Regions from separate parts of the Homo sapiens genome. Here region 2 is linked to region 1. A link is a loop called in an ENCODE intact Hi-C map of the cell type or tissue named here. Cell type or tissue: IMR-90. All regions are shown on one strand.

Region 1 (2,500 bases):
TTTTCACACTTACAAATTTTAAATATTTAATTTCATCCCTGGATAGAGAAGGATTTGGGAGGGGCTGTCCTAGCTCTTGCTAATAGGCAGGGTAATTTTCCTTAGTCCCCTTATTCTTCATTTAGGTGGTGACAAAATTTCCCTAGTGAATACCGTGTTTTGATGACTCACATGGATCAATGTTCAGTCACCTCCTCTAGATCTTTTATCTGCAGTGCCCATTGGCTTGGTATCACTTCCTTTAGCTCTCTGAATTTTTAATTTTGTAAGTTGCTCTTCTTCTTCCAATTAGATTTAGACAAATTTCTATTTCCCAGTGACCTACATGGCAGTAGCACTCAATAAACCTAAACCCACAAACATATATCTGTGTTAAGGACGTTGAACAGATTGCCTTCAGAATTAACAGAATTGGTTTTCTATATTTCTATTGGCTTGACGAGCAATGGATGAAACTTATCGGAAAGAAAATGTATTTTTTTTCTTCTTTCATTTGACCTTTCTTAAGCCTAGATTTATGAATTTGGGCTTAAAGATAAAGCTGTTTAGAAGTAGTGCTGAACCAGGGACTTACTTTGTTCTTGGCTGATTTGCTGATTGCCTAAGCATTCAATTTTGTATTACTGTCTTGATACTTCTGTGTATTTTTTTTTACCTGAATTATTGCTATTGCAAAACTAAATGCTTTCTACTAATTTTACACAAAATTATTACTTTGGCAATAAGGATTTACTGTTCCTTATAATAATTGAACTATTTAAAGTTTTTAATAAAAGATATTCTAAAACAAGTCTTCCTACCACTTCAAATAATTCAGAAGTTGTTTGAAATGTACTCTTTTGACAAATATTAATAAACCTCTTCTTTATCATTTCAGACATATAGCTAGAATCAAGTACTGACTGACTCCTGTGGATGTGGAAATTGTTTTCCATGTTTTTGTAGCACACAAATTAGATTAATGTAATTCTCAGTTTCCACCTTTGTCAGAATTCTCACTGTAGAAAATGTGACACATACTGTATTTGGTAATAAGTAAGATTCGTGATTCTTACAGAATAGTAAAAAATCTCATCAGCTGAAGTCTCCCTATTGGCCTATTATTGTAAATTTTCTTGAATTTTAAATTTGGCTCATGTGTGTCTGTTGACTCTTACATAACCTTCTTCATACAAAATAAATTCAATTCCATCAAAATTTATTTTAGGTAACTACTAGATCACAAAGTGAGTCTCTGGTCTACCCAGAAAAAAGAGAAGGACTGTGGAAAACAATGGAAAATGATTTGAAATAAGCATCAAATATGTACAGTGCTCCCATTTGCACAGCTTTTATAGAAAAATGAGTAAATATCAGTATTGTGCTTATTTGAGTTTTACAGCCTGAGTTTTCCCCTGTCTGCCCTCTGGTGGGACTACTAATAACTAACTGGCAAGCTAAAATAATTATTGTAGAGAATGCATTAAAAAATTGTAGATAAATCAGAGATGAAATGAAATTCATAGAATATTACTTTTGCTTCACAAAGTAGGGCATATAGCATATTACTAACAGTGTGCTGGACGAACTAGATTGTGAAAAATGAATGGCTTCAATCACATGAACTAAGAAGAAAAATAATGAAAGAGGCTGAAAGTTACTATTTTACTTCGTGATGCGTATATGTTTTCCCTTGTAATTACTTGACAAAATAGTGATAGGAAAACCAATTACTTGACTATTTTGCCTTCCATGTGTGAAATTGTTGGCTTAACTTTTCTCTTTTTGAAAAAGGGAAGGTAGCTTTTTTTTTAACTAAATTTAATTAAATTACAATTTACTAACGTCATTCAGGTACATAATCTTCTCCCAAGATCTGAAGTGGATCAGTTATTTTAATGAAAAAAAATGCATATGATGTAAATGGCTAAATTTTAATATAGTCCCCAAATTATTTGCATTTGTGCAAATCTTTCTGGGTAAAAGCACTGATTTTTGTCTTTTTTTAGGAAAACTCAACTAAGATCTTTTGAAGTAATTCTGTAGTTAAGAAAAGCAAACATGATTTTTAAAAAATAATTTCAAATTCATTTTAGATTCAAGGGATACACATGCAGGTTTGTTACATAGATATATTGCATGATGCTGAAATTTGGAGTACCTGTCACCCAGGTAGTGTGTAGAGTACCCAATAGGTAGTTTTCAAATCTTGCCATCCTCCTTTGCTCCCCGTTCTAGCACTCCCCAGTGTCTATTGTTGCCATCTTTGCATCCATCCATACCCAATATTTAGCTCTCACTTATAAGTGAGAACATGCCGTATTTGGTTTTCTGTTCCTGGATTAATTCACTTATGATAATGGCCTCCAGCTGCATCCAGGTTGCTACACAGAACATGGTTTTGTTCTTTTTTGTGGCTGTGTAGTATTCCATGACATATTATGTACCACATTTTCTTCATCCAGTCTACCACGGATGGGCACCTAGGTTGATGATATGTTTTTGCTATTGTGAATAGTGC
Region 2 (2,500 bases), 1.0 Mb before region 1:
GTATATATATAAGTATATATACATATGTACTTACTTATATACATATACTTATATATATACGTATATATACGTATACACATATATACGTATATATACGTATACATATATACGTATATATACGTATACACATATACGTATATATATAAGTACATACTTATATATATGTATATGTGTATATACATATATAAGTATACACTTATAGTATATACTTATATATTTATACGTATATGTGTATATACATATATTACACACGTATATAAAATATGTATGTATATTATGAATGAGCTAAATGCTGGGATGAAGAAACACAGAATTTTATGGGAGCATGTAACAAAAGGACCAAATTTAGCACGGAGGTTCCTGGAATCTTTTCTGAGAAAGTTTAAGCTAACACTTGAAATTTGACTGTGAATTGACCAGGCAACATTAGAAGGGCCAGCAGATTGAAAGAGCCTGACTCAGGTGCAGGCTTGGGACACTTGAAGAATGTAAAAAATGCTAGTCTAGCTGCAGAATATTGAGAGTGCATGGAGAATGGCATGAGATGGAGTTGGAGGAATATTCAAGTGCCAGATTATAAGGTAGCATTTTAGGCAAAGGTTGAGGTTTTTTATTTGTATTCTAAGAGCAATGAAAAGCCATTCTAAGAGCAATGAAAAGGCTTAAAGTTTAGATATGATCTTAATAGATTTTCAGATTTGAAAAGACTTTTTGATGACTCTGTGTAGGATGATCTAGGTGAAGAAAAAGAAAGTAAGACTCATTTAATATTTTAGCCTATAGGCCATATTGGCTTACACTAGGTTGCAGCAGGGGAAGATAAAAAGTTGAGGTTTGATTTAAAATATATTTAAGAGGAAGTCATAAAAAGATTTCATGATTGACTGTATATGAGCACAAGGAGGTGAAGATTATCAAAAATGATCCCTAGATGTGTGGGCTGAACAACTAGCCAGATGGTGGTGCTGTTTACAAAGCTAGAGGGAAGTAAAGGAGAAGGAGTTTAGGTGGGGGAGCTGTGTGATACAGGGAGTTCAGGTGTGGACATACTCTTCTTAGGATACTGGTAAGATGGTCAAATGGAGATACTGAATAGGCTGCTGCATATTCCAGTTCGGAACTCAAAGAGAGGTCAAAGTCTGAAATATTGCCTAGTGAGTTGGCAGAATATACATGCACATGTCATGGTTGTACATGAGATTGTATACAGAGAAAGTATACGGTGATAAAAGAAGCAGATAAAACTTGGCACTGAGTCCCAAAAGAAACCAAGAGTATTCAAGAGATAGGAAGAAAACTTTTAAGATTGTAGCATCCCAGGCCACAAGGAGTGAGGAATATTTCCAGAGAGTAGTCGTCGGTCACTTTGTCAGAAACTACTATGCGGTTAAGTCATAAAAAGAAGAAAATAGCTGTTAACTTTAACAACACAGAGCTTCTACTTTAGGGCAGACATCATGCAAGACCTTTTACATCTAACTTTTAGTCTCACAGTGCAATAAGTAATATTGTCATGTTGCAGATGAAGAAATGAGCATCTGAGTGCAAGGTCACACATTGAGAAGGAGTGGAGGCAAATCTGTGTTCACCCGGGCATGATGCTGGAAAGAAGAAGCCTTATACTCTGTCACTGCCACTAGAGCCTTCACCTTTCCCTTTCTTGAACTGGATTTGCTGTATTGTCACTGTTTCTTTGTTTGTTTGTTTGTTTGGGCTTTAAAATCAAGGCCACAGAACTAGTTTCTGTTTATTTTCTTATTGCTTTATGTGTGGTAGCCCTGTCTCTCCCATTAGATTTATGAGTTCACTGAGGGCAAGCACCAGACCATAGTGTAGAGGAAAGAAAATATACTTTGCAACCTGACAGACCTGGGTCATAGTTTAAAAATTATAATGTCCATGAAGTGTCTAGAGGAGTGACAGGTACAGATGATCCAAGTGTTGAATGGATGTGACTTTTATTATTTCTGTATATTCCTTCCAACCAAGTGCACTGCAGAGAGTAAGATTAAATATTTATGTAACTTAATTGTTAGGATACCATGTGTGGTAATAAATTCTTCCTCAGTTAATTGTTCCCATCATTATTGTTAATATAGTTTAGGAGTCAATTCACTCTCCATATCAAAACTTGCCTTAACCTGGGACTGAGAAGAGAATATAAAATAAGATACTGTGCCTTTCCTTAAACCTGTGCAAATGCCATATTGGAAAACTAGACCCTTGAAAATCACCAACTACTGGAGGACAACTTCTGTGATTTTTCTAAGCTGCCTTTTCCATGTACCTAATCTAGCACCAGATACATGGTATTTACACAATACTTACTAAAAATAAATAAATAAATTTGTTGTTAATGAAGAGGAGATTTCTTGGCTCCCAAAGACATTAGAAGCTTTTTTTCTGAACTACAAAATGTCATGTGCTAGCATGGCATGCTAACTTCTTAACTATTGCTCTAAACTCTATTGGTAAGATAGATAGTTAGATACAGTTTATA

The links. A loop is a pair of places that touch in the nucleus more often than their neighbours do. Peaks named below come from ENCODE experiments on the same cell type or tissue, not always from the same donor. Only the 100,000 strongest peaks of a DNase experiment are listed, where the experiment ranks them.
Region 2: it touches region 1 in a loop (6-fold over the local background); 2 of 110 quality-filtered maps call a loop at or near these places.

The regions. Positions count from the first base shown.
Region 1 is chr3:175,145,040-175,147,539 of GRCh38, forward strand. The region is part of intron 2 of NAALADL2 (N-acetylated alpha-linked acidic dipeptidase like 2); the gene reads left to right. Among named protein-coding and RNA genes, the nearest start is that of NAALADL2-AS3, 31 kb to the left of the region's middle. In IMR-90, a CTCF peak has its summit at 1,404 (motif pointing left); no DNase peak of the experiment used is centred here.
Region 2 is chr3:174,124,499-174,126,998 of GRCh38, forward strand. The region is part of intron 4 of NLGN1 (neuroligin 1); the gene reads left to right. Among named protein-coding and RNA genes, the nearest start is that of NLGN1-AS1, 200 kb to the left of the region's middle. In IMR-90, a CTCF peak has its summit at 962 (motif pointing right); a DNase peak (open chromatin) is centred at 973; H3K27ac peaks cover 197 bases.